7 separate regions of the Mus musculus genome follow, and regions 2, 3, 4, 5, 6 and 7 are each linked to region 1. Evidence: chromatin loops called from intact Hi-C (ENCODE). Cell type or tissue: heart. All regions are shown on one strand. Region 1 overlaps Srpk2 (serine/arginine-rich protein specific kinase 2). Region 2 overlaps Srpk2 (serine/arginine-rich protein specific kinase 2). Region 3 overlaps Srpk2 (serine/arginine-rich protein specific kinase 2). Region 4 overlaps 5031425E22Rik (RIKEN cDNA 5031425E22 gene). Region 5 holds the start of Srpk2 (serine/arginine-rich protein specific kinase 2). Region 6 overlaps Srpk2 (serine/arginine-rich protein specific kinase 2). Region 7 holds the start of Kmt2e (lysine (K)-specific methyltransferase 2E).

Evidence for each region. Peaks named below come from ENCODE experiments on the same cell type or tissue, not always from the same donor. Only the 100,000 strongest peaks of a DNase experiment are listed, where the experiment ranks them.
Region 2: a loop joins it to region 1, with 1.9 times the contacts of the local background. A loop is called at or near these places in 3 of 42 quality-filtered maps.
Region 3: a loop joins it to region 1, with 1.8 times the contacts of the local background. A loop is called at or near these places in 6 of 42 quality-filtered maps.
Region 4: it touches region 1 in a loop (2.1-fold over the local background); 2 of 42 quality-filtered maps call a loop at or near these places.
Region 5: it touches region 1 in a loop (2.1-fold over the local background); 2 of 42 quality-filtered maps call a loop at or near these places.
Region 6: a loop joins it to region 1, with 2.2 times the contacts of the local background. A loop is called at or near these places in 3 of 42 quality-filtered maps.
Region 7: it touches region 1 in a loop (2.2-fold over the local background); 2 of 42 quality-filtered maps call a loop at or near these places.

What each region holds. Positions count from the first base shown.
Region 1 is chr5:23,615,019-23,619,018 of GRCm38, forward strand. The region is part of intron 2 of Srpk2 (serine/arginine-rich protein specific kinase 2); the gene reads right to left. Among named protein-coding and RNA genes, the nearest start is that of Srpk2, 59 kb to the right of the region's middle. In heart, CTCF peaks have their summits at 713, 2,065 and 3,840 (motif pointing left); DNase peaks (open chromatin) are centred at 1,513 and 2,113; H3K4me3 peaks cover 1,909 bases; H3K27ac peaks cover 1,511 bases.
Region 2 is chr5:23,663,585-23,667,584 of GRCm38, forward strand. All of the region lies in intron 2 of Srpk2 (serine/arginine-rich protein specific kinase 2), which reads right to left. Among named protein-coding and RNA genes, the nearest start is that of Srpk2, 10 kb to the right of the region's middle. In heart, a CTCF peak has its summit at 2,493; no DNase peak of the experiment used is centred here; H3K27ac peaks cover 371 bases.
Region 3 is chr5:23,523,236-23,527,235 of GRCm38, forward strand. Srpk2 (serine/arginine-rich protein specific kinase 2) reads right to left here. Exons shown (of 16, transcript NM_001359173.1): 9 at 3,555-3,580; 10 at 2,261-2,510; 11 at 913-1,380. Among named protein-coding and RNA genes, the nearest start is that of Kmt2e, 91 kb to the left of the region's middle. In heart, no CTCF peak of the experiment used is centred here; no DNase peak of the experiment used is centred here.
Region 4 is chr5:23,413,544-23,417,543 of GRCm38, forward strand. The region is part of intron 1 of 5031425E22Rik (RIKEN cDNA 5031425E22 gene); the gene reads right to left. Among named protein-coding and RNA genes, the nearest start is that of 5031425E22Rik, 18 kb to the right of the region's middle. In heart, a CTCF peak has its summit at 2,412 (motif pointing right); DNase peaks (open chromatin) are centred at 278, 738, 2,448, 2,818 and 1 weaker place; H3K27ac peaks cover 304 bases.
Region 5 is chr5:23,673,183-23,677,182 of GRCm38, forward strand. Srpk2 (serine/arginine-rich protein specific kinase 2) reads right to left here and starts at 2,785. Exons shown (of 16, transcript NM_001359173.1): 1 at 2,676-2,785; 2 at 2,538-2,592. The coding sequence starts at 2,691. In heart, a CTCF peak has its summit at 1,726; DNase peaks (open chromatin) are centred at 1,869, 2,129 and 2,789; H3K4me3 peaks cover 2,204 bases; H3K27ac peaks cover 2,056 bases.
Region 6 is chr5:23,549,775-23,553,774 of GRCm38, forward strand. The region is part of intron 3 of Srpk2 (serine/arginine-rich protein specific kinase 2); the gene reads right to left. Among named protein-coding and RNA genes, the nearest start is that of Kmt2e, 120 kb to the left of the region's middle. In heart, no CTCF peak of the experiment used is centred here; a DNase peak (open chromatin) is centred at 2,067; H3K27ac peaks cover 405 bases.
Region 7 is chr5:23,432,163-23,436,162 of GRCm38, forward strand. Kmt2e (lysine (K)-specific methyltransferase 2E) reads left to right here and starts at 2,302. Exons shown (of 26, transcript NM_026984.2): 1 at 2,302-2,621. It overlaps 5031425E22Rik (RIKEN cDNA 5031425E22 gene), which reads right to left and starts at 1,174. Exons shown (of 3, transcript NR_165300.1): 1 at 1,048-1,174. In heart, CTCF peaks have their summits at 1,775 (motif pointing right) and 2,371; DNase peaks (open chromatin) are centred at 859, 1,249, 1,859, 3,179 and 1 weaker place; H3K4me3 peaks cover 4,000 bases; H3K27ac peaks cover 4,000 bases.

The sequences.
Region 1 (4,000 bases):
CAGGTTTTCCCAAGGCTGAAGATTCCTTTTGTAGCTCAACAAACAGAATCAAAATTGAAATCAGGTGGCTAGCCACAAACCAGAAGTTACAAGGGTCAAGAAAAATAAGCACAAAACTTCTTACTTTTGATTTTTTATCTCTACAGAATGTAGCTACATCTTCATTTGTAACCAAAGTTGTAACCACAGGCTTTACACCTAATGATGCTAAAAGTCAGTAAAACCTCTCTGCCCTCAGAGCAGCCTCCTGAAACTAGCACTCAGTTTGTCATGGAGGATCAGCTAGTTTCTGGTTTGGTTTTAACAATATTTCTCCTGTTATCATTTCTTTACCACCAAGTAATTTTCCACATTATTTTCCTAAATTTTCAGTCTATGAACAACATGCCCTAAAAATTAGAAAAAGATAAATCAACATGGCTTAAATACAGTTGTCAACATGAAGTATAAGTTACTGAGATAAACAAAAGGAAGGTGAGCATCACTGCCTGCCTAAGAACCTCAATGGCAAACATTGCTTACTCACAATCAACAAGCACAAGTGAACACAGAATCAAAACAGGGAACTTTGAGTCTCATTTTTTACAGCAGATAAAAATATCTTAATTTTGCTTATGAGGCAAAACAGTAATTTTCATGAACCATCTCCTTACAGGTGTAATCATATGAATGACAGATAAAATAATTGCTTTAAAAATACTTGTGAGTCATTTTGTCCTTACCTGCAGGCATGAACCATTACTGCACGCAGTGACTGTTCCACTGCCTAGCAGAGACTTGAAGAAACATCATATCTCTTTTTCAGAATGTGACTAATCTGTGGGTTTGCAATTCCTAAGCTATGTACAAATGGCACTCCCTTTGTTCATTAAAAATATATATATATACTTATTACAGGAAAAAGATCAACTATGTTTAAGCTAGATATTTACAAATAACCTTGGAAATTCTACATACCAGCAACCTCAAAATACAAGAACAAAAATCTCATAGTAAGTCTTTTAAAAAGCAAGATTTTTTTTTTTGGTTAAATTATTTTTTAAGCTTTCAGCACTGCCTCACTTGAGCCAGAGGTCTGCTGTGTTATGTGCGCATGCTGCAACTGATTAGACTGAGTGTTTTTCTAAAAAAATCAATTTCCCTTCGCAAAGCAGAACAGCTTGCCCAAATACACATCTTCAATACAGCACAACGCTAGCATGCAGTACAATACGTTACATAGCAAACTTGACAAGGAAAAAGATAAGTCCTGTTTGTTCCTTAGCAATGCTACACCATTAATTGTTCATGCAAGAGCTGTAGCTGTACCTTTCTGAAGAGGACGACTTCTCAGAGTTAACTGACATCAGCAGCTCAGTCTTCTGCTTGATTTCTGGAAAAATCAGAAAATATTCACAACCAAGATTGCCCGCCCTTGCTTACAAGCCTTATATCAAGAGATTTTTCTTCCCTAATCCCTTTTGTTCAGAATGAGGCCACAAGATTCACAGCACTTCTCTTAGGACTCGGATTCAATGGTGCTATAAAGGGAAACGGCTCCGAGGCACCAGGCCTTGCTAAACTATGCACATGACTGTTTATGAAAGCAGGAAGTACCACTTCTTTTAAGCAGAGGGGTGTCCTTTTTTTTTAAGGTAGAACTCCCCGGGTTTTATTAAAGGGTTTCAAATTGAACAAGCTACAACACAAACACGAAATGCTAACATCTAAACTCAATATACTAAATAATTTGAGAAGCCTAAATTAAAATGTTTCATTCTCAATGAACAGATATGCAACCCCTGGCTGCTTCTATTTGATTTGTCCTAAAAAATATGGCTCAGTGAATCATTTCTGTCACTTAAGAATGAAATATTAAACCAAAACCCCAATTCAATGATCAAAATGTTATAATTTCCTGATTGTTTTTAATGAAATTTAGCATCCCGTCCCTAACACCTTCAGGAAGAGACTTCTCTACATCTTAGCCTCCCCTCCTCCTTCACAGCACACAGTGAACAAGCAGTGCCCAGGCACCGAGCAGAGACGAGAGATATTCTTGTCCTTTCAGGAAGGACTGGCAACGCCACCTACATCAGAAATGTAACTGCAACTTCAATTTAATTAAAAGATGGTTGCTGGAACCAAGCTGGGTAAGAGAAGACCTTACAGGGAAGAGTTAGAAGAGCGCAGCCAAGGCAAAGCCACGGGAAATAGAGCAAACTGCCTTTAACCACACCAGCAACTCAGCCAGGGCTGGCAATCTCTGCTGAGTAAAGCCCCGGGTTCTTACTTCGTGGGAAACGCTGTTTTGTCTAGTCCTAAAAAGTATTCTAACTATATTTCTTTAATTACAGTATCTGTTTATAATAAAAAGTCCACATACTAAAATTAAAACTGTAATCATTGAAAAGCTATAAGGTCTCAGAATTTCAAAGCAGACCTCAATAAAGTGGGAGAGGATAAGCATGCACACATAAGTGTGTATTTCCTAGAAATAAAACAATGTTTTAAAATGCTGACTACATTAATAAAATTAAAATATGAAAAATATAAGGAAAAATTAAAAAATAAAAGTAGGAAAATACTTTCCCAGTGTTAAGGGATTCTCCTAATTTAAGCATATATCCTCATCCCATAGATATAATAAAATTAGCCAAACTGCTATAATAATAAAACTTACCTTGAGAATTCTGAGGTAAATTACAGAGCCCAACACAAGGGGCTACAGTGAATTTAAACTGTTCAGTAAAGTCTCCCCTCATTTCAAAAGAGAACTGTCTCCACATGGGACTTAGAAACACTTCTTCATTTTCAAAAACCATGAGACCTTCAGGAAACTGCCTATACTCTCTAAAGCCTCTATTTCCTCGCCTAGAAAATGAGGATAAGTATTTCTACTTGTGGAGAATTTAATTAAGTCGTCCACACAAAGCCCAGCAGACCCTCACATGGCATGTGGTGACCCTCCTTGCCTGTTCCCCACTGGCTACAACACAGCTCTCCTCAATACACGCTCGCTGAAGGAGTTAAGGAGGCATGGGCCTGCCCACCTTCTTGGTGTTTCCGTAAGTTTAAACCCGCTTTCTTCTCCCTTTCATTATCAACTTCAATGTGTATTTTTAACTAGGATGTTATGGTATTTAGAAGTTAACTACTATGTATCTCAAGTTCCCTACATTTTTTTGACTAGATGTTTCAGAATGAAATTGTACTTGAACCACCATTTTATTGCAAAAAAGATTTTTCTAAGTTCTTACTTTAGTATGTCTATATAAAAAACTTTAAGGTAAACAGCATGTTAAGGCTGTGGAGCCACATAACGTTATAGTGATGCTGGAAGAGTTTCCAATATTCCTTTCATATTCTCTCCAATTCATCACATCTGTTTAGTTCCAGAAACAGTGAGCCATTCAGGATGGATTTTATAATCACTGTTGGTGAGGCCTACACACCTTCCCATCTATGACACTACCTACTTACCCTAATGTGTTTCCATTGCTAGGCCTGGTTACCTTTTAAGAATTCCAGAATCAGCCAAGCACTGTGACGGCCGCCATTAATCCCAGCACTTAGGAGGCAGAGGCAGGTAGATCTCTGTGGGTTCAAGGACAGCCTGGTCTACAGGGCAAGTGTCCAGGGCCGTTACACAGAGAAATCTGTTGGGGATGTAGGAGGGGGGTAATTCAAAAAACAAACCTCCAGTGGGGCTGGAGAGATGGCTCAGTGGTTAAGAGCACCGACTGCTCTTGCAGCAGACGTCCTGAGTTCAATTCCCAGCACCCACATGGTGTCTCCCAAGCATCTGTAGTGGGATCCGACGCCCTCTTCTGGTGTCTGAAGGCAGTGCACTCACACATAAAATGAGCATGGGAAACCTTGCACCTGCCCTGCACTGAAGCAGCTCCTTTTACTCTCAGCCTTCTGAGTAACAGGATGCTCTCCACACCGACGGCCATCTGTCTGTCAATCTTTACCGGCTTTTCTGGCCTACTTCACAACAGTGTTCCTCATGAGTCTT
Region 2 (4,000 bases), 49 kb after region 1:
AAGAAAAAGGCAAAACTGTGTGTACATCATATGTACACTAGGTGCCCTCAGAGGCCAGAGGAGGTGTCAGATCCCGTGACACTGGAATTACTGGTTGTGAACCCTCTGACATGGGTCCTATAGAAGAGGAGCAGGTTCTCTTAGTAATTGAGCCATCTCTCCAACACCAAAGACTGAAAATATTTTAATGTTATGTTGTGTATTGTATGTGTATGCACATGTGTGCTGGAGGCATCTGTCCATGCATGCACACAGAAGCCACAGGAGAGCTCAGCCAGCTCTCTTCCCATCGTATTGTCTGAGACAGCGGCTCTCATTCCATCTGGAGCTCACTGATTGGCCAACACATCCCCAGATCTACCTATTCCTGCCTCCCAGCAGTGCATAGCTTGTTACATAGGTGCCAGAATCTAAGTCAAAACCTCATGTTTGTACAGAAAGGACTTTCAGCCACTGAGCTGTATTTTCAGCACAGAATCTTTCTTGATGTATTCATTCTAAACATTTACTTCATGCATGAAAAAACTCAATTTGTTTAGAATGTAAAATTACCCAGTTCCAAAAAAAACAAAAACAAAAAAACAGTGGCCAGAGGCTGAAGAGATGCATCAATCAATCAATGGTTAAGAGCACATGCTGTTTCCCAGAGCTGTCAGGCAGCTCCATGACTGTAACACCTGTCCTTTTACAGCCTTCTGGGGCACTTGCACACGTGTCTACAGACATACAAACACATAATAAGTAAAAATAAAAACAATTACAATCAGTGATAGAATCCACACACTCACATACACACTGTGTGTGTGACCATAAATGTGTATGTTCAGCCAGGCAGTGGTGGCGCACGCCTTTAATCCTAGCGCTTGGGAGGCAGAGGCAGGCAGATTTCTGAGTTCAAGGTCAGCCTGGTCTACAGAGTGAGTTCCAGGACAGCCAGGAATACACAGAGAAACCCTGTCTTGAAAAACCATAAATAAATAAATAAATAAATAAATAAATAAATAAATAAATAAATAAATAAATAAAATGTGTATGTTCTCTGTGTGTGAGTGTGTGTATGATAAATCAAGGGCTTAAAAAGGTATCTCATCTCTAGCTGCATATGTATCAAAAGATGGCTTAGTCGGCCATCACTGGAAAGAGAGGCCCATTGGACATGCAAACTTTATATGCCTCAGAACAGGGGAATGCCAGGGCCAAAAAGTGGGAGTGGGTGGGTAGGGGAGTGGCGGGGAGGGTATGGGGGACTTTTGGGATAGCATTGGAAATGTAAATGAGAAAAATACCTAATAAAAATTTTTTAAAAATTTTTTAAAAATAAAGGATAACAACAAAGAGTAAAAAAAAGGTATCTCAGCAATTAAGAGCTTCAATAGGACCTAGGTTCTATTTCCCAGCACCCACACAGCAGCTCAAAGCCACCTGTTGCAGGGAATCCAATGATCTCTTCGGGACTTCTGTTTGTTTGTTTGTTTGTTTGTTTGTTTGTTTGTTTTTTATTATTAGGTATTTTCCTAGTTTACATTTCCAATGCTATCCCAAAAGTCCCCCATACCCACCCCCCTCTTCGGGACTTCTTAGACATCAGGCATACATGTGGTACACAAACACAAAACTCTCTTAGTATAAAAATAATAATGGTAGTAGTATTAGAACTTACTTTGAATTTTTTAAAAGAAAATGTTTACTGTCAGAGCTTGCCAAAAGCATATGAAGAAAATAAAGAGAATCCTTTAACAGTTAAAACCATAACCAAAACTTAATAATGTCCTATATAATCAACATCCATATAAAAATTCTAGGCCCGAGTACTAGGCAAGGCTCAGGAAGCCACAGGAGAGCAAAGATGAGTGGCAAGAGTCCTAAAGTTATTACTTATTAAGTCACGCTTAATACATGTATCATGCTAAACATACCACAAGAATTCCATTCACAGATTCCTATAGTGCACTTTACAAGAATGTTCAAACTGCATAGCAACTGATAGTTATAAGATGGACTACGAAGCTGTGACTGTCAGCAGAACTCACACCTCTTTCTAGCTTACGGGCTCCTGTGTGTCCTTTGTTTATGCAGTGGCTAACACCTTCATATCCCACTAAGGAGGCTGCAGCTTTAAGGCCCCTCCCTATCTTCAAGGCCGATATTCAGGTTCTGGGAGGAAGAACAATCACACCTTTAAGGGTTCCTAGGAGGGAAAAGGCAGAGCAGCTCTGAAACTTACTCCTTACCCACTGTTTGGTTTCTCAGTATGCTTCACCTATTTGAAATGCATTGAAAAATAGGCTTATAAATTATTTAATATGCTTCTTTCCAAAAAACAGAAACCAAACTCTCAATGTGGGTTGTACCCTTCCAGGTTCAGGCTTATATTTCCAAGGGTGAATCATAAAAGATACTGCTGCCTCCTTCTGTCTCAACACTCCCAAACAAAGGCAGCCAACTAGTTACAAAGACACTCAAAGAACAATCCCACAGTGGAGTGTAATGCCTCCCCTGTCAAGAGGCAGGAAGTACATCACCCAGTCCAGCCCAGGAGAGATCTAGAACAAACCTGCTAGGCCACTTTCACACTCCTAGTACACAGAACCTTTGAGAGTGCAGTCAAGTTCCTGCATTTATAGTAATCTGACTCTAGTTTTGGTCTCCTTACCCCATGCAAGCAGTCCTCTACCTTGCTAAGTAAGGGAAGATGGCCCTGACTCCTGACCTTCTTGCCTTTGACTCCTAAGAGCTGGGATCACAGGCATCAGCCACCTGCCTGACCACGGTAATTTGTCCCATGACAGTGACCACTGAGAATACATATCTAAAGTCATTCAATCCCTTCCCTCCATGCTTGCAACAGACATTATCAGGTACAACGGCAGTGCGCGTGGCACACAGGACGAGCCTGCTTTACGTCTAACATGGCTTCTGATAGCGTCTAATTCTAGTGAGCCCACTCATGCTGAGAAACCAATCCATCCACTCCTTTCCATTCTACCACAACTGAGTCTCACCGTGGGCACTGCAATAATATCACCACCCCCAAATCTTCAATCCCCGTTCTTCCCAATCCTTACTTCATAGAGATTTTCTCAAGCAAGTAAGTGATTTTGCTACAGAGCTTCTTAACTCTTTGCAATGAAGGGCTGGCAAGATGGCTTGGTGTTTGTAAGCCCTTGCCATGCCAGTCTGGTGACCTCAGCTCCATTCTTAGAATCCACATAAAAGGGGAAAAGGGCACATGCCTCAAAGCTACACTGTCTTTTACACACACACACATTTTTTAATAACCCTCTGTGTTTCCCACTGTTAACAGAGAAAGTCAGCACTTCCCAATTTTTCACTCAAATTACCTTTGACCTGCTGCACGCCCCACATGTACAACGAGACATTCAGGGTCTCTCAACCACGACTGCTTCAAAATGTCCCATTCTCTCTTTTTAAATGCTCTCGTGTACTCATCAGGATTGACTCATCCCTCCTGCTAACACTCCACTCCATTGTATATCACTGTGCACTGTGGGCTTGCCTGTCTCTGTGAACAGCTCATAAGCCCCTCACTGCAATAATTAGCTGGGCCATGACTGAGTCCGTGTATTATCTGAGGTTCAATATTCTCATCAGCAACATGAGGGAATTAGATTGAGTAATTGCTCAGAAACTCCTAGCTCCGGGTTCCCTAAGACTCGTATTTATCTTTAAAGAATCAGTATTCTGTAGTATAGCACACATGTAATTTTGAATCTAAACTCTAAAATTTATCAGATTTCAATAAGTGTTGCTTAACAATTCTGTACCTCAGTTTCTCATCTATAAAATGAGAAGTGTCATCTATTTAAAATTCTTTCCTTCTTTAACACTCTTATGAGCTATAATACACATACAATTCACCTACTTACTTACAGTATATAGCTTAATAACGTTCAGTATATTAAAAAGACTTCTATAAGCACCAACCTAATCATATTCAGACTTTTCATCAACAATCATTCATTAGCCAAGCATGCTAACT
Region 3 (4,000 bases), 92 kb before region 1:
AAAACAAACAAAAAACAAAACAAAACAAAACAAACAAAAAGAAAGCAGGATTTGGGGCTGGAGAGATGGCTCAGAGGTTAAGGGCACTGACTGCTCTTCTGAAGGTCCTGAGTTCAATTCCCAGCAACCACATGGTGGCTCACAACTATTCTTTTTTTTTTTTTTTTTTTTAAGAATTATTTATTTAATGTATATATGAGTACACTGTAGCTGTCTTCAGACACACCAGATCCCATTACAGATGTTTGTGAGCCACCATGTGGTTGCTGGGAATTGAACTCAGGACCTCTGGAAGAACAGTCGGTGCTTTGTAACCGCTGAGCCATCTCTCCAGCCCCTCACAACCATTCTTAATGAGATCTGACTCCCTCTTCTGAAGTGTCTGAAGACAGCTACAGTGTACTTACATATATAATAAATAAATATTTAAGAGAAAGAAAGAAAGGAAGGAAGGAAGGAAGGAAGGAAGGAAGGAAGGAAGGAAGGAAGGAAGGAAGGAAGGAAGGAAGGAAGGAGAATTGTATAAACAAGGTCAACTATCTAATAAAACACAAGTTCTCTCTTGGTATAGCTGAAAGCAGACAGGTGTTCCCTTAGAGAGAAAGAAAACCCAAAACTACTACTACCAGCCAGAAGAGGATTGGTGTCTAGAAAGGTATGAGTTTGGTAATGGTGCAATGCATTTTAACTATGATGTCATTCAATAAATATACAATAAATAAAGAAAGCCCAGGGATAGGATTTCAGAGAGTAAGAGCAAGCCTAAAGGACAGATATAGTCTAAAGCATTGTATTTTCTCTTGAATATACAAGCATTAAAATGTAAGGGTTTCTCTTGCCCTCTCACTCCCTTCACAGTGTCTGCCAAAGAGCAAGCAGAGCAAGCAGACAAAGATGCAAAAGGGCACTTACTTTTTGGCAAATCTCCAGTACTAGAGGCTGAAACTGTCCTGCTTCTGTCATGGGAGGGACTGCTTTCCTCCTGCTCGGTAAGTGGCGATCCCTCTGAAATCACAGAGCCACAGGCCACAGGTTCTAAGGGCCCAGAAAACAACGGTGTGGGAAACTCTGAAGTCTTATGTTGTCCATTTGGCAATTCACCATTGAATTGTTCATAGGAGCTGCTATACGTGTAATCACTCTCTGCATTTGGCTCATCGAGGTTATACTCCTCGGGATTTGCACAGTCATCTTCATCGTCCTCTTCATCCTCCAGCTGCTGCTCCAGTGAGAACGGGCCATTTTCAATATGGCCATTGGCTTTCGGGGACTCCACCCAGGTAGGGTCTAAGTTTGCAAGTTCCTGTTCAACATCATCTTCATCCTTCTCCGCGTTCTCCTTCTCTGCATCTTCTTTCTCTTCCTGGTCTTCAACTTCACCTTAAAGAAGATGAGAGTAAGATCAAGAGTCATGGCTCTCCTTTCAAAGTAGTTCTAGTTAGGCCTCATACCAAGAGACCCGTTTTTTTATACTTTTCTAGTTGTTTTTTTTTTTTTGAGACAGGGTTTCTCTGTGTAGCTCTGGCTGTCCTCAAACTCAGAGATCTGGCGGTCTCTGCCTCCTAAGTGCCAGGATCAAAGGCCTGCACATGCACCACACCTGGCTAGGAGCCACTTCTAACGGACCTCAGAACATGTCTTTTGTTTGCCAAGGCAAGGGAGCTTTCTAAATCTTGTTTCTGCTCATTTAATAATGAGCCCTCTCATCAGGAACAAGTTAGCTCTGGGGGGTAGGGGGAATTACAAGTAAAACTGGACTTTCACTTCAAGCCCTTCTTTTTCTTTTTTGAAGATGTTTACTGTACCTGATCTTTAGTGTGTGAACCCCCTTACAGCTGGAGTTGTAAGTGGCTATGAACAGCCTGACACTGTTAGTACTGGGAACCAAGCTTGGTTCCTCTGCAAGACTACTGATCCATTTTTCCAGCCATTAACCCTTTCTTCTGCCATTTTAGAATAAGAGCTGTGCTGCATTAAAGTTAGGAAAAGGTTAATCACAAAATGAAGAAAGGGTCATCACAGCACTAACACGTTTCTCAGACATCCTCCTTCCCTCTCAAAGCCTACTTTGAGATGTTGGCATCCACCTGGCAGATATTTTGCTGCCCCCATCTCCACCGAGAAGCTCAAGAAAGCCGTCCTTAGTGCCAATGGCGGTGGCAGCTCAGATGCTCTAAGGCACTCTGTGGCTCAGAGATGAGCCCTGTGTGCAGCTCCCACACACCCAGCAGCCCTCCCTCCTGCTCCGAGCTGTACTGACCATTATCCTTTGCTGTCTCTTCCTCAGTTGTGTCCTCTAAGTCGGCTGCTTTCAGTGTCACCTCCGGCTGGTACTCTCCATCCTGCTGCTCCCCGGAAGCTTCTGCAGAGGTGATGTTCTCCTCTAGGATTTTCCTTTCGGCTTCTCGCTCCAATTCCTCAATCTCCTGTAGGCGTTTCTCCAGCAACTCAGCCTGTCTCTTCTGTTTCTTTTTCAGCTTTTTCTTTTTGTTTTTAGATATTTTTCCTATCTACAACATGGTAAGAAAGTGTGGGTCAGGTGGAAGTGTGATGCCATGGGTCAGAAAAGCACTCTTTAAAACACTATTCAGGAGTTCAAGTATTGGTAACATAGTGAATCCAACTGTGCTTTCCTACAACCTACACAGTTATGCTCACTAACCCAGCCAGAAGAGCCACCTTAGGGGAGGGCTGGGCTCAGACTGTTAGTACCCTCCCTAACTTCTAGGAGAAAAGTCTAGGAGATGAGCATGGTGAAACACCTGGCTTTGAGCGAGAATCTTCTCTTGCAAGCAATCCTTGCTGCTGACTATATCGGGTCATTTTTATTCCTTAACAATAAAAACAAACACCTGCCAAGACGGGTGCCAACAGCACTATATCTGAGTTTGGCTCTGATACCAAGCTGTGAACAACAGCCAATATACCATGAACTTTCAGAAATAAGCAGATAATATAAAAAAAAAAATCAAAATCAAAAAAAGGAAAAGCCACAGTTTTGTCAGCCTCAAGCTACAGCCATAAGTCTCAGAAAGCCTAGCAACGAGTGCCTGCCAAGCTTCAGAGGCCATAACCCAACCCCAAAGTCCAGGGGAGAGCTACACAAGTAACAATTCACCACACTTGGAACTACTCCTCCGAGCCAACTGCTCAGTGATTCGACAGGATCACAGAATTGATGGTGCTCATTCTTACTTAAACAGCTGGCTATAAAAGATTAAAATGGTTTTTTGGCAAAACAGGATACTTGAAGGCCAAGAAGAAGTCATTTAAAAAAGAGTCTGGAACACTTATATTTTAAACTTGAACTAAAACCTTGCAATTCACAGACTTGGCCAACAGCAGCCTCGAGAGCCCAGGAGGAGCCTGGCTTTGCAGCAGCATGACTATTCCCATCCACGGCAGGAAGTCATGAGGGTTTTCTGATGACACAGAGCATTTACAAACATGCCCACTTCTAAATTAATGAAGGTTATAATATTTTCTACATAATTTGTGAAGCTCAAGAGTGAGCAGTTCCTTCTGACATGCTGAATAGACATGTGAATACTTACAGGTTTTTGCTGTGGAGCCGTACTCACTAAAACAAAATAAAACAGAATGGGTATTCAGAGGAAAACAGGCACCTTTGGGTAATTTGATTTGCAAAATGAAATAATACTGTTTTAATAACTACCCAGCTTTGAAAAACTTGAACCTTAGAGATTGCTAAAGATAGGAACCTAGGAAAAGTTTGTGCAATTCAAACAGACTGTGCAATTCCAGGCCACAGGAAGCTAAGCCCTCGCGCCACTTTCCTTGCAAACAGCCTCTCTCAGAGCACTGGCAAACTGAGCACAACGGAAAAAGAAAAGGAAATGCAAGAGTTTACCCATCAGTCACAGACCCAAACATGTTCTGCAAACGAGGCAATGAACATGTTAAATGAGAAGCTGCACAGTCGTGTTTGAAAACTACTGGGAAAGCACCACACAGGAAATGAACTCACATAGCACAGCAC
Region 4 (4,000 bases), 200 kb before region 1:
GACTCTGAGCTTTATGCTGCTTTGAAAATACCAAACCTAGTCTGCTGAAGAAGAGACGAACTTAAAAACAAACAAACAAACCAACCAACAACCCAGGCCTTCTTTGGACACTGATGTTTTGCTGAGGCTACTGGAGATGGTAAACTAGCTCCTGTTTACTCTTTCTCAAAGTCCCAGAAACCCTAGTGCCCCGCGCCAAAACAGCAGACCTTAAGAGTCCACAGAAGGCTTACTGGGATTATGAAAGAGGCTCATTTGTTTTCAAACTGTGGTCCCTCCACCCAGAGTCATTCCACTCCCACGCCAGTGTCTGCGGCTTTGATTGCTAACTAACCATCCACCCACAGAGACTCTAACATTGACTGGGATCCTTCAAAGAGGCCAAGGTATAAAGCAGGAGGAAACTATTAAGAACAGTGTTAGGAGTTAAGGGTTGAACATCAGAACATCAGAGAAAAAAGGCAATTAATAGAAATCTCCTGCTTGGCCTAAACTGAAAGGGAACATGGGTATGGAAAGTGTGTGTGTGTGTGTGTGTGTGTGTGTGTGTGTGTGTGTCCTGCTGTTGGAAGGACTGCAGAATTTGTGTCCACCAAGACAGAACTTTCAGTGCTGTGGCCCAGCTTGGCCCAGGACAGCTCATAGCCCAAAGCGCTGTAACCAGGACGGCTGGCTGGCGTGTGAACCCCATTCCCTCCCGCTTTGTCTAGATTTCTTTTGTATGCTTTCACTGCCAGATTGAAGTTTTCCCAGCTGGAAGGCTTGGGATTTGCTGCGTATCCCCTGGGGAATAACTAACAGCAGCTGCCTTCTTCTTGCTTCTCCAGCTTAGAGGATCAATGGATGACACAAACAAAAGGTCCCCAAGAAGAGATAATGTCAGAACGCCTGTGCCAGCCTTCCAAAACGGTGAGGTATGGCAAAACTATGAGCCATAATTACCATTACAGCAGGGTCAGATAAGTGGGCTTTCTTGGAAAGCAAGAAACTTAAAAAGAAAAAAAAAAAAATCGCTGGGCGTAGTGCCTCAAGGAAGCCCAGATTCTTCTTTGTCAGACTCCCACAAACGGCACTCAAAGTTCTCATTGCAGTGTTTCTGACAGCTGTTTCCATTGGCTTTAAATAGAGGCAGCTTTAGGTCAGAAGTCTGACTGCCACTTAAGAGAGCCACTAGGAGTTTTGTGTGGAAAATGGGATCGTACTTTGCATCTTACTGATCAGAGCTGTGAAGGTTAAGTCATGAATATAAAAATGCTTAGTACAATGTCCTGACATTAACTAGGGCTCAATTAAAGGTTAACCAGTTCACAAGAAAACAAATTTGGCCTATCACTAAGGAAACAGAAGGGAATTTGAGACAACAGTCACATGTCTAACACATGGCACACAGGAATAATGGGCCTAGGGACACTTGGTCAAAGACTCTGGTCATTCACAGGTCATAATCACCCAGTGCTTTCCTGAAGTACATGGGTTCCTGGGGAGTGGGGCTGAGGAGGTAAAGTCTAAGTACCAAAGTCCTTGACTACCAATGCAAGATAAGGCTACAAACAAGAAATCTTTGGGGCTATTTCATGTACCTGGCTCGATTTAAGTACTATCTACCACTCTTTGTCTTGTTTTCTAAAGTCTACCATACAGTCAACTCTAACATGGAAAGGTCAAATTTAGATGCTGAGCACATGCAGTTTATCTAAGTGCTGTGACAGATGCAAAGAAAACCAACATGCTCCCAGGCTGCAGAAATGGTATGACTATCTCATTAAGCAGCAGCTTGTGGCATGGCTCTGCAGCTAAAGGCACTCTGTCTGCAAGCCTGGTGACCCGAGTTTGATCCCCAGAATTCACAGTAGGTTGGAGAGCAGATTCCAAACTTGTCCTCTGCCCCTTTCCAACTTAATAACGATGGTCCTAGAGAAATTAGAGTTATATCTAGGAATTATTCTTTCCCATTGAACATTGCTCTCATTCTCTCAACTAGCAGAATTAGAACACCTGCTTCTTTACCTTTATTAATATTGGCTATATCAGGCCTCAAGTATCTTATTACACTCAAGACCTTAGATTTGCAATATATAGAACTAGGCTCCTCCTACATTACTAGGCTCCTCCTACATTACTAGGCTCCTACTGTGTCAGGTGCCCACATTACAGCTCCTTTAGCTTTAGATGATCCCAAGCTGGCACTTCTATCTATCATCACTTTACACTAGGAACCTGAAACCTAGAAATACTGAGGAGCTACAGCGCAAAGGCCACAGCCTAGGTCATCTCTTGGCCAAGTGCAAACTATTGTAGCAGGAAAGGGTCTCTTTGGATGCAATGGAAAGCAAAACGAATTACACTGCGGTGGTAAACAATTTAATCTCTTTTAGCTAAAGATAAACTATGCTTTTATAAAGTAACCCACTAGAGGGCGCTAAATACACAAACTGCGACCAGGGCTTTGCAAATGTCAAGTCTCACACTGGTACAAGATATATAATCAGCTATGGCTTCAAGCCAAAAAGGCTCTCCTCAGAAGAAGCATGATGCATTTTATGATAAGGTGTTGTGTACCCTTGTCCCTCCAACTAAGGAAGAGAAGAACAACAAAAGACCTCAAGCCCCCCAAAGCTTGAAGCTGTATGTCGAGCAATTAATAATCTGTTTCTACTTGATACTGACTGCTGTACAAGGTGCCTTTCACTTAGGCGTTTTCTTTGCTGCATAGTGACAGAGAAAGTGCAAGTAACTTAGGTGGGAACAACTAGATTATCCAGTTAAGTTCACACCACAGTCTCTGTATTCAGGGTGTGGCACTGGGAATGAATGCACACAGTTTCAGCTCACACCTCGGTCTCAGTATTCAGGGTGTGGCTTGGGGGAATGAATGTGCGCAGTTTCAGCTCACACCACGGGTCTCGGTATTCAGGGGGTGGTGCTGGGGAACGCACATACTTTACTACTGAGCCCTAAGGTCAAATCCTAGGAACTAAATAGAGACACCATTTCTTTTAAATTTTATTTTAGACAAGTAAAATTCGTACATATTTTTAAAAACAGAAACAAACATTCATATTTAATTGAAATCTAGAGAAAATATCTTCTACCCAGAATGCCTGATTTCTGAATATTTTTATTTTTTGATTTATTGACGTGCCACCTTTTCTTTCCTCAACAGAATACTCATTTTATGCAAGCAACCAGATTTACAAAATATATTTTATTATTCTCCACTGTCACACATTTTCACTGAACATTTAAGGTCACAAATAGACAGGCAAGGTGATCCAGCACCCTGACAGCTGCAGGGCACTAACACCTTAGTAAGTGCACACAAATACATACTGAGGTTTTTTTTTTTTAAAGCAAAATTAGGATTATCTTGTAAATATCACTTCAAGGCCTACGATAGCCATCTTTCCACATCAGCATTTTTAAATGATTGTCCGTGCAGCGTTGCCAGGCGAGTAGTACTGAGCCACAACTCTCCTCGCCTGTTTCATTTTGGTTTGTATTTTTACTGTTAACATAGCTTACATAAATAGTACATCTTAAGTCTGTACTAGATTGACCTTTCTATTATTTGCAAGTATACTCTACTGTGTGGCTTCCTCCCCATCAACAAGGCTTTAAACAAGAGGGCTCTTCTAATCCCAATCAGACTGTATTTACACTTTACAGTTCATATGCAGTTTCCCATTAAATGTTCTAATGTACAAAGAACTTCTGGTTCAACTGGTGTGGGGATCTGACATTTTTACCTCTCTGTGTGAATTGTGGATGCTGGCTGTGTCATTCAGTCGTGGGTTTGGTGTCCTGCAGAGATTTGTAGACAGCAAGTGTAAAGAAATCAAACCCCCAGCCTGAAACAGGGATGGTCCAACTGTTCCCTGTATATTCCAACCTGGTGGGTCCGCGGTAAAGCACAAGTTTGGGGTTATTTTTTGTGTAATAATCTTTTACTGTTTAAATCTTCATCGCTGCCTCCTAAGTTATCCCAAACACATTATTACAT
Region 5 (4,000 bases), 58 kb after region 1:
AATTGGACTTTATAAACATACCCAGGAAGCTGAGTGCAATTCATAAAAGCCTACAGAAACAAATGAACTAAGATTAAAGAAAGCTCCGTTTGCATATAAGGAGGAAATTATGTTGAACATAGACCACACTGCATCAGGCCAGGCCCAGCCACATCACTCAAGCTTGCCAGTCACTACCACAGTTTAAAAGTAAGTCTCCTCCAGACTTAAAATGTCTCATCATCAGGACTCTTCAATGTAGATTTAAACAAGGCGGGTGATTCTAACCTGTCAGAGCTGTCTGTGAAATGAAGAAAACCTAAGACCCCAGCTTCCTCAAGTCCCTTCTCTCCAGTGCTAGTCCTTGAACCTAGAAAGCAGTTTTGCATTTATCATGTCTGATGACAGGCTAGCTCTGTCCTCACTCCCACCCCATCCCCACACGCAGACAACACCTTGTGCTGAAAGCTACAATTAAACCCAAGCATCCACTCAGACAGCTGCTAAATTTCCATGGTTCACCAAAAGAAAAACTTAGGGTTTTCATTAGTTAGAACCAGCACTACTTTTTAAGGTTTTCTTTTATGAATTTTGCCTACATGTATATATGTTTAATACATGTATGCAGCTGCCCATCAGACACCCTGGAACTGAGGATAGTGATGGTTGTGAACCATGATTTTGGTGCTAAGAACTAACCAGGTACCTCTGCAGGAGCAAGAAGCTCTTAACTACTGAGCCACGATAGCACTTTGAGGGGTGGGAGGGTGAAACAGGGTTTCTCTGTATAGCCCTGGCTGTCCTGGAACTAGCTCTATAGATCAGGCTGGCCTCAAAACTTACAGAAACTCTCCTGCCTCTGCCTCTCCAGTGTTGGAATTAAAGGTATGTACCATCACTGCCCCGGGGAAATAGAACTAGTTTTTAAAAAGCATAAACTATCAGAAGCCTACATTGAGTTTCAGCATTTTAAATATCCCATATCTGATATCTGAGCCAGGGAGATGGCTCAGGGTAACAGTGCTTATCACCATGCCTGACAATTGGAGTTCAATCCCACAGACCTACACATAACAGAGAATCAATCCTTTTCTCTTTCTTTCTTTCTTTCTTTTTCTTTTTTTTTTTTTTTCCTACAGACCCAGTATTCCCAGGTAGTCTCCCATCTGAATACTAACCAGGCTTGATCTTGTTCAGTTTCCGAAGCTATGGTCAGAGAATCAAACGCTGAAAGTTGTTCCTTGACTTCCACAGGTGTCAAGGCTCTTACACATCCAAACCCAAACACACACACAAAATAATAAAAATAAAAACCTTTTTTAATTTTCAATGTTTACCTTCCAATTTTCAAGTCTTTTTGCCTCCTAAAAATAGATTTCTTTCATATTTATATATCCACATCTTAGGAAATCCTATACATACAGTCAAGTTATATTCAATTTTGAATGAAGACAATCCTGCCAGTTTTCCTAGATGTCACCAAATGTGTGGGAAATCCCTGCTGGGCCAATACAAATTATAACCACCACCTAAGAGAGCAGAGGGTTATCCCACCCCTTGCAAAATAAAGATAGACAAATATTTCGTAATTTTATTAAAGGCGAATTCTGTCTTTCTCTATAGTACCAAAGACACCACACAAATTTCTTGCGCAAAAGGAACAGCGAAGCAAACAATGTGAGCAAAGATGTTGATAGCTGGTCCAGCAAACCCAGAGAGAGAGGAAAGAGAAACACGCGGCGGCGCTCTGACGCCTAGGAAAACCCAGCTCTCGGGGAAAGGCTTCTCCGACAGCAGCTGCCCAACTGGGCTGCAGGTCCAGGCTGGAGGTGGCTGGCGCTGGCACATTTGAAATATCATAGTCGGTGGATCCAGTCCGGAGCACCACGCGGGACCCGCCCGCGCACACACCCACAGCCCACTGCAGCAAGCGACCTGGGCGCAGCCGCAGCACGCAAGTAACGCTCGACCCGAGCAGAAAGTTTCGAATGAAAAACCCGAGCGCCGAAACGCACCGGTCCCGGAGCTGAACTCACGCCAGGAACAACGCCCGGAGCCAAACCACTTGACAAGCAGCTCGGGTTTTCAGCTGGCTGGCCCAGGCGGGACCGGGAGGTGGCAGAGGCGGCAGCGCACTGGCTCCCGCAGCCCAGGTGTCAGCCGCGCCGCCGCCTCCCTCCCGTGCCCACTATCCGACCCGTGCGGTACAGGCACTGGGGTGCGGATCAGGGATGTGGATAAGGGGCTCAGGATACGGATCAGGGACGCCGATCCGGGGCGCGGGATGAGGATCGGGGACGCGGGGCACGGGGCACGGGGCGCGGGGTCGAGTGCAGAGCCCGGGCGGCTCGCAGGCTGACGGGCCAGGTCGCGGCTCCGGAACCCGCGGCCGCGCGCCCCTCCCCCCACCCCTCCCCCGCCGGGGCACGTAGAGCCGGCGCCGCGTCCCGGGAGACCCACCGCCCGCGGCCCGGGGACCGGGAAGCTCTGCCTGCGCGGCCGCAAGCAACATTCAGCGAGGCGGGGCGGGGTCGGGACCAAGCGCCGCGCGGACTCACTTTTTCGGATGTTTCTCTCTTTTCGGCCTCCGCTTTCGGGCCTGAATGGCCAGCACTGGGGAGAGAGAAGACACATTAACGGTCGGGTTGGCCGCCTGCGTGCCGCGAGGCGGGGCGGGGGCCGCTCGCGCCGCTCACCTTTCCTGGAGCTCATTCCGACTCGGGGCAGCCAGGCGGGGGGCTCCGCGGCGGAGGCGGCGGCGACGCGACAGTCAGCCGCACCGGGATGCAGCCTCCACTCGCTCGCCGGCCGAGGAGGCGGGAACCGCGCCTGCGCCGCCGCGGCCTCTCCCGCGGGGGCCAATGAGACCCGCCCCCGCGGCCCCGCCCCGCAGCCCCGCCCCCTCCGCGCCCCCCTCCGCAGCTCTGGAGCACGGGGGTCCGGACCCCGGCCGCGCCCTTATCACTCGCTCGGCGGCCCACCTGTGCTGAAGGGCGGTTGCGCGCTCACGGTTCCCCGCGCCCACGGCCCCCTCGCCCACGGCCTCCCGCGCCCACGGCCTCCACCTCCTTGCTTTTACGGCCGCCGCAGGCCACCCGTTCCCGGGCACTAGGCCCAGCCGCCGACCCTTCCTCCCAGCCACCGCTCCGCACCCCGGCTGGTCGTGCCGCACGCCTCTCCATGCGCTCTTCCTTGGCCAGCGCCTTGGCGGGTCTCTCGCCACCTCTCTCAGGCGGCCTCCTCTATCCCTTTGCATCTCTACATCCTTGCATCCCTATGAGCGCCGCTTCCTCCTCTCCGGCGGGCGTGGAAAGGGCACAAGACCAAGAGCTGAGGAACCTGGGTCCTTGAGTGTCTGTGTGACCTTGGAGAAGTGATTTTCCTCTCTTTTCCTACTCCATTAGGCTGCGTGAGTTTAACGAAGGAAAGATGCACACAGCTTAAATGGAAAGTTTGTCACAGAAAGCCTAATTTTCTAAATACCATGAGATAAGAGCCTAAAACAGCAATCATGCCAAAAAGTGATTTTTTTTTTCTTCCTCCTATAATGGGGAAACTAAACCCTAAATAGGTCAAACAGTTCTACCAGCCTGTATTTCTATTCAGGCCTGGCTGGTTTCTCTTTCTGCCTTCCCAGGCTACCTGGTTTCTCTTTCTACCTTCCAAGGCTATCTAAGATGCAAATCACGCTGACTGACACGTAGTTACCACTTCAGTGTTCTCTTGTCTCTTTGAACAATTACAGTATCTTAAAGATACTGGTCCTGAACACTCAGTCCTTCATTGGTTACAATTGTATCGTTGAGTTACAACTGTATCACTGAGTCTTACTCTAAAGATGTCCCAACAAACAGGAAAGGCCGCTCCAAGTTTGAAAAGATTTTACTTTCTCCATTTTTTTTTTCAAAAAATCTGAAACATACAAGAAAAATGCAGTAATCGGCACTATTAACCCACATTCACTAGGTTTTTTTTAAACGTTTCTCCACAGTTGCTCTGTGTGTGTGTGTGTGTGTGTGTG
Region 6 (4,000 bases), 65 kb before region 1:
AACTCTGCCAAGTACCCTGAAGATGTGGGAAGGACACAGAACATAAACACACACATGGCTTAGACACAGGGAACATAAGCAACACATATGACATGACACAGGGAACATAAGCACACACATGACACAGACACATACACAGGGAACATAAACACACACATGGCATAGACATGGAATATAAAAACACATGACAGACATTGGGACCATAAACACACATATGACATGGACACAGGGAACATAAGCACACACATGACACAGACATACATACAGGGTACATAAGCATACACATGACATGGACACGGAATATAAGAACACATGACAATGACACAGGGAACATAAACACACATGAGATGGACACAAGGAACATAAACCCGTATGACTTGGACACAAGGAACATAAACACACATGACATAGACACACACCTTTAATGATACAAACAGTGAAATTTGACAACAAAAAACACCAATACTTCAAGAACCCCATTCTTATTTTTAGATTTGAGTTCATTAAACACACTATGATAAAAAAGTGCATAGTAGCTGGGTGTGCATGCCTGCAATCCCAGTACTTGGGAAGATGAGGCAGGTTTGAGGCTGGTCTCTGCTATACAGCAAGACCTCTTAAAAAAAAAACCACACACACAGTGGGAGAGGAAAGGCATGGTGCAATTTTCTAAACACTATGGAAGAAATACTGCTGGCTCTATACAATCTTTTCCATTATCTCCCATGTGAGATGTCTGTCTACTGCACTGTATATATTTATTTTTAAAAGTTATTAAGTAATGTGAAGTATAGACTGCAAGTGACAGCTCCTTCTGCTGAGGATAAACACCAGCAAAGCACACATCTGAGGAAGAAGTGTTTCCTGACTCCCCTGGCTCAGGTAAAGTGTTTTTCCTTTGTTTTTCTTATACCCGTCCATGAAGTCATCTTCTGCTCTGTCACACAACACAACAGAATGTATTTGCTACGTATTTCTCCCTTCTGTTCCCGAAGAGATGGCAAACCCTTAGGAGATGCGGCACAGGCTTTCTATAAATTCGGTATCTTCGGTGGCTTGTACATAGTACTTACTGGGACCGTAACAGACAGAACATATAACAAGCACACAGACATGAATAAGAGGGAGGGGTTTTTGTTACATAAAACAGCAAGTGCAGAGTGTGCCTCACCTTTAAAATATAAGCTAAAATCAGGCTTAGTGACCTGTGTCTTTAATTGCAGCCCTTGGAGTGGATTCAAGTGGAGCTCAGAGCCAGTCTAATCTACACAGTGAATAGTCAGGTCAGGCAGGGCTATACAATAAGATTCTGTCCACAGAGAGACAGGCAAACAAATAAGCAAGCAAACAAAAATCAAAACTTTTTAGGTTATTGTTGTAACAAAGGATGAGAGAGGAAAGCCTCATGAAGAAATCATGGAGATGGGTTTAAGTGGGATAAGTTTTACATAGGAAACAGAGAAATAGACTGGAGAGTTGCCTCAGTGGTTAAGGGTGCTGTCTACTCTTCCAGAGGACCCAGATTCAATTCCCAATACCCACATAGCAGCTCACAACTGTGTCTAACTCCAGTTCCAGGGAACCTGACACCCTCACACAGACATACATGCAGTCAAAACACAAATGTGTATAAAATAAAAATAAATAAACCCTAAAAAATTAAAGAAAAAAGAAAAAGAGGAAGTCACGGGTCTGGCTGAGAAGATCATTCCCAATTATACAAGAGTTTGGACTTAAAAAGAAAAGAGAGAGAGAGTTTGGAATTTGCTTTTTGTGGGGAGAAATTAACAAAGTATACCCGCCACACCATATCTCACGTCTGGACAAGGAGAACCTAATTTACATATACCTCCTCACGTAGTATCCCATCCAATACTACTGCTAAGAAAACTGTAAGACTTGTTATTTACTTGAGTTCATTTAAACAAAATATATTCTAAAGCAGTCTCTACCCTTCCTCAAGTATACACCACACACTGAACTGTGGCCTAACACGATCCCTGCGCAACTCCAGCCTAACCTATGAGTGCATCCATGTAACAGAGCAGCTGGGTCTCAGCCAATAAGGCAGACACCGCCCAAACATGACCATGTAAGGCAACTGGCAACTGCAGGGACCAGGGACTTGCTTGCCACTCCTTGTCCTTCCTGGTATGAAAGCCACCCGCCTATGTGACAGAGTAGGGCATGTCTGCAAGGTTGCCCAGTTCTAACGTTTGTTTTTTTTTTCTGGTCCAAATAATCTATGCAAATTCACAAGTTTTTCAGGCTTTTTGGTTGTTGTTTTTTTTTTAATCTGTAATTTAAGTTACAAGCTTCTTACATATGTCTACATACAATTAAAGGTCAGAGTTTGCTGATTGTTCAAGTGTGTTAATTCCCTCCAAATTGTAGATTAAACAACTAAAAGAGTTTACACCAACATTTTCCTTTTAGTTGTTTTTGTCTTTTATTATTTCTTAAATACCAGATACAACCATTTCTCGCTTCAGGATTTCTTTGACAGAATAATCTAACGCTCCACTCCATGAAAAACACTGTTAAATCATTTATCCTTCCCTTCGACTGAAAAACATCCTCTACAGAAACCAAATACAGTGGGATGTGTGCGCGTGTGTGTGTGTGTGTGTGTGTGTGTGTGTGCACGCGCGCGCATTTTTTACATTACAGGAAAGTCTTCCAGCGATCTAATATATGGTCACACCATCTTTATATTGAAAATTTCAATCTATTCAATATTTATTAGTCCTTGGCAATTTTTATATTTTAACATCTTTGTGGGGACTTATTTACACTTATTATCTCTATTTCACTTACGACTGTTTTATCTGTATGTATGTATACCATGTATTTGCCTGGAACTCACAGAGGCCAGAAGTAGGCATGAGATTTTATGGAACTAGAGTTACAAACAGCTGTCAGCAGCTAGGTAGGTATGGCAACTGAGCCCAGTACACTACAATGTCAACCACGATCCACTGAGAGCACGGAACCATCACTTCTGCCCCATGTTTTTTGTTTTTCTTACTTTTATTGTGGGCAACAATAGAGCAGCAGCACTGTATGAGATCATTAATTTTTACATAATTAAACAGCCTCACATAATTAAGCACTTAATCACCAATTGTTTAATTAAGAACATATGTTTTTAAATATCAGCTTGGACACTGGCAGCTCAATGACTTTCAGCTCATTTCTTAGTTCTTAATTATGCTCTGGATAAATAAAAGTACAATACATCACATTATGAACTGGAAAAAATATATAACCAACATTAGAATAAAAAAGCCTTAAATGGATGTAAGTCCAGTTCAGAAGCCAGAATCCACATGAGAAATACTGGGATTTTCTTTTTAACAAGTAAAAATATTCTTTAATAACTAAAACTGTTATAATAAAAAGAAATAGAAAAACATTTTCTTGGCTATTTAAAGCTAAAAATGACACTGCAATACATTTGAGACTTTAAAAATGAATTAAAAACTAAATCCCTTCATCCAGTCTAGATTTATTGCTATTTCTAAGCTAATTTGATTTGTAAGATAGAAGAGTGAATCAGAGTGTATAGTAACTAACCGGTACTGACATGTCTGCTGGTTAATTTTAACTGTCAATTGTTCCCATAACCTAAGCCACCTGGAAAGAAGGAGCATCAGCTGAAGAGTTGGCTGTGGAACACTGTCTTATCTGTGACTGAAGGAGCATCAGCTGAAGAGTTGGCTGTGGAACACTGTCTTATCTGTGACTGAAGGAGCATCAGCTGAAGAGTTGGCTGTGGAACACTGTCTTATCTGTGACTGACATGGGAGAATCCAACCCACTGGGGATGTTGTCAATATTCGACAAGCATAAAGAAGCTGAATGAGCCGGAGCCAGAGAGAGAAAGCTAGTTAGCAGCACACCTTGATGGCTCCTGCCTCACAGTTCCTGTCCTGGCTTCCCCCAGTGAGGGACTATTGCATTTGATTTACCAAAACAACAAAAAGCAAGCTAGAATAAT
Region 7 (4,000 bases), 180 kb before region 1:
TAAATAGCAAAACCCATTCGAGCCCTCATTCCCATCCCTAAGTCCCACTAAAAATACGTTTTATGCTATTGCAAATGTGCTTTAAAGACGCAGGATAGAGAGCTTTAACGAATATTTACCAGAAGCATTTGTAATTCCATTTTTTATTTTTAAAAGGACGACAAAATGCAACGTGAAGTATAGAAAATGACCTTTCAGTTTCATACAGAACAAAATACTAAAATTACTAAGAATACTTATATTTGAAAAGGCAACCCTCACCAGTAAGATTACTTAAACTCTCTCACGGGATGTACAGACAGGGAGGGTAATGAACACAAAGAATCTAAGGAGAAGGTTTGACAGGGCCCTTCCGTTCAGACTGTGATGCAGTCCTTAATCGCTGTCTGCCTAGAAACCCTAAGTGTTCCTGGGTGTTATTCACTTGCTTTCAAACTCTGAGAATGCTGTAGTCTTCTATTCAGACCCCCCAAACTTTATGTTTTGTCTGAAATAATCAACACTCCTACCTGTGGTGCCTTCAGAGCCTAACCTGTCCTTGTTACCCATACCAGTGACACTCAGGGCCTCCTAGTTGGCTTACAGGAGGGAACTGCCACCTTACGTAAGCATACTTTGCAAGGAGAAAGGCAGATATAAGAAGGCGTCAAACCTTCTCCTCCACCAGTGGCTGGCACACCCCGAAAGGAGTGTCCTTTCAGGGGCTCCCCCCCCCCCCGCAGCAGTTCTGCTGCGGGGAGTGGGGGAGGGGAAGAGCTTTCAAACAGTCATCTCTTCCTCTTCGGGCAGCCAACGCCGACCGCACCACCATCTCCTCCGCCCAAACCCGGTCCCCTCCCCCGCCCTGCCTGGGTCCCCGCCAAACCCCACAGGAATGCAGCCGGTCACATGCGCTGCGGCGGCGGTGGACGTGCCTCTCCCCCCGCGCCCCAAGGAGACCCAGCGCCATCTTGCCCTGACGCAGTTACAAAAGTCACAGGAGAAATTGCGCCTCCACGGCCGCACCAGCGCCCCAAAGTCTCGCAGAGGCCGAGCCAGGGCCCTCACCTCGCGCAGGGAGAGGAGCAAAAGGTCGGGGAAGAGCCTTGCGACTTCCTTCGGCACTGCTTGGGTTCCACAGAAGACGCGGCGACAACGATCACCGTCATCACTTCTCACTCTCTGCCTTTGCAACAGCCACCCCCGACGACTCTGGCCCCACCCGCTGCTGCAGCATGAGGTCATCGTCAGCCAATCCCTACGCGCCCGACAGAAATCACCAGACGCCGATTGGCTGCCGACACCGCCTCTGCCTCTCCCCACTCCTCTTACGGAGCACCCAAGGTCGTGCTGCGGGCCAAGAAGACGGAAACCGCCATTCCGGGGAAAGGCCCCCAAAGCCAGATCCGTAATCGCTGTGTGATTTTAGTGGAGAACCCTGTTTTGTTCCTTGGCCTCCCCTTTTCGGTTCGAGAAACCAGCTCTGTCCCTCCCTCGTTTAATCACCGCCACACAAACGAACTCCCGCTCCCCGCCCAGCACACTGTCCCGCGGCGGGGAATCCTTCCCCGGTGCTAAGAAGTATAGGAGGCGGCGGCAGCGACTGCACCGGCAGCGGCAACGGCAGCTTTTACCCCATACACGGTGGCAGGGAGGCGGCGCTGACGATGGCTGCAATTTTTTCTGCGGCTTCTCCCCCCGACCTCTTGCGTTTCTCGCTCCTCCATCGAGACAGCGCGGGACTCGCCAGCTCCGCTTTTATCCGGTGCCCGGAGCCTGCGCACTGGAGCCTCCTCAGCCACTAGTGGGCGTCGAGTGACAATCCGACCGGGCTCACCCTGAGCTGGCAGGCCAGGCCGGGGGGAGGGGGCTGCCGGGACTGAGGCTGCTTGGGGGGTAGGAGCAAGTGCATCACCTTAGGAAGTGATGGGAGGGGGGTCGTCCCCGTCCCTGCTGTCATCCTTCTACCCACTAGTAGCATCCTCACGCTCACCTACATCCAGGCTTGAGGGCTACTCGGGGACAACGGGTAAAGAGCCAAGCCCACCAGCTAGCAAGACCTCCCCAACCGTCGGCGGATGGATGAATGCACCTGTTGTGGGAAAGACGGAGTGTCTGGCCAGCTCGCGGCCTCTAGCGTGACGTCTCCACGCCTCGGCGGAGAGGCCGCGTCGGGCCGCAGCCCATAACCAAGATGGCGGCGAGTAGCTTCGTCCCCTCCCCCCTGCCCCTGCGGAGCGGGGCGGGCGGGCCCCGTGCGCTTGCCGCCGCCGCCGCCGCCGCTGCCGCCGCCGCCGCCGCCGTCGCCGCCGCCATTTTCCCAGAGCGAGAAGCAGTGACACTGAGCGGGCGCAGGGGGCCGAGTCGGAGATCGAGCCTGCGTTCGGGAGCGGCAGCAGAGGGGGCATAGACACTCGGAGCAGCCTCAGCGTCTCCTCGTCATTCCTGCCGTGGCCCGCAGTGCCCGACTCTTGGGTTCCCACTGAAGACGCTGCGCGCTGCTGCTTGGGGAGGGGGTGTGGAGTCGGTTCTGCGACCGCAGTGGCTGTCGTCGGGGGTCGACCGAGCGCTGAGGTGTGGAGAACCTCGCCCGGGGTCGAGCCGATAACAGGGTTCGGGTGTCTGGTGTGTGACCATCACAGGTCAGTGCCTGTCGTGTCTGTGGGTGTCGTGGGGTCCACGGTGGGGGGACTTAGGGCTCTAGGGAGAGAGGGTCGCTGTCCTTCGGGAGCCGGGCGTCCACACTGAACCCCAGGCGCCTGTGCTGGGGCCACGTCGCTTGTGGAAATGGAATTTGTCCTTTCTCCTGCCTGTCCCTGGCACTGGGGCATTATGGCGGGTTTTGGGGTTGTGGAAGGGGAAACTGGCAGTTAAACCCCCTTGAGAGTGGGAGTTAGGGAGGGGGCGCCCTCCTCCCTGGTAGCGGATTCAGGCCTCCGGGGTGAGGAAGGAGGCTTGTGACTGGTGTCGGAGAGGTCCCGCGAGCTGCCAGCTCTCCCCTCCTCCAGCTGCATCTTGTTCGGGTGCAGAGAGAAGACGTTTAGGCCCCATTTTCTTCTTCCTGCCCTTGTTCCCTGCCATTCGGTGGCATAATGTTCTCTTAAATGTGAAAGGGGTTAAAAGAACGCCTTGGGCATCTCTCTTTGTAGGAGAGAGACCGCTCCTCATCCTCTCCGGAGAGGGTAAACCCGCCCCTAAGGTGGTCACCCCAGTCAGTACCCAGCCTTCGCAGTCTCCTCCCCCGCTCTTCTTGCCTTACTGCCGTCCTTTACTGTGCCAGAGCCTTAGAATCCACAATATGGCTCATTTCAGGAAAGCTTATTTTGACCGAAGGATTGGCACCGACGCGGTGGCAGCAGACAGAGATGAGAAACAAACGGTTCCCTGTGCTAAACGGGGGAGGAGGGAGAGAAAAAACAATCCTGGGTGCTTGCCTCACTGGCTTTAGTTCCGCCTAGATCCGCCCTATCTAGACTGTCTCTCAAGAATGATCAAATTTAAAGTCAAAGGGAAATCACTGGAGTTAGTTCTAAAGTAAATTTCGGTGTTGCTTATTTTATTCATCCTTTAGAGATGAAGATAATATATATGTGTTTGCAGTTCTGGAGACCTTGGAGAAGAATCAAGTGAGGTGCATTCAGCTCTAGGTTGAAGATAGCAATACCTAATTGGGAAACAGTCTCCCTTTCCCTTTAATTTCTGAGATGGAGAGTAAAAACTGTAATTTCCCTCTTTTGTCCTTTACAGATTCTAAAAATGGCGGCCCCAGGCTGATGTTGTGGTAATCTAATCAGCTCGGGTCCTCCACACCCCATGCAGTGCGTTTGTCTGCAGTGTATTACAAGCGTATTATGTTTACATGAAAAAGATTGGGCTTGCCCCCCCCTCCTCCAAGCCATTTACAAAAATTCGTCAATTTTATTGCAAATTACAGTGTTGTGTTATAGTTGATTAATTTTATTGGGTTTTCCTAAGAGGCAAATAAAACAATACCACTTTTGAAAACAATAAGACATTTGGC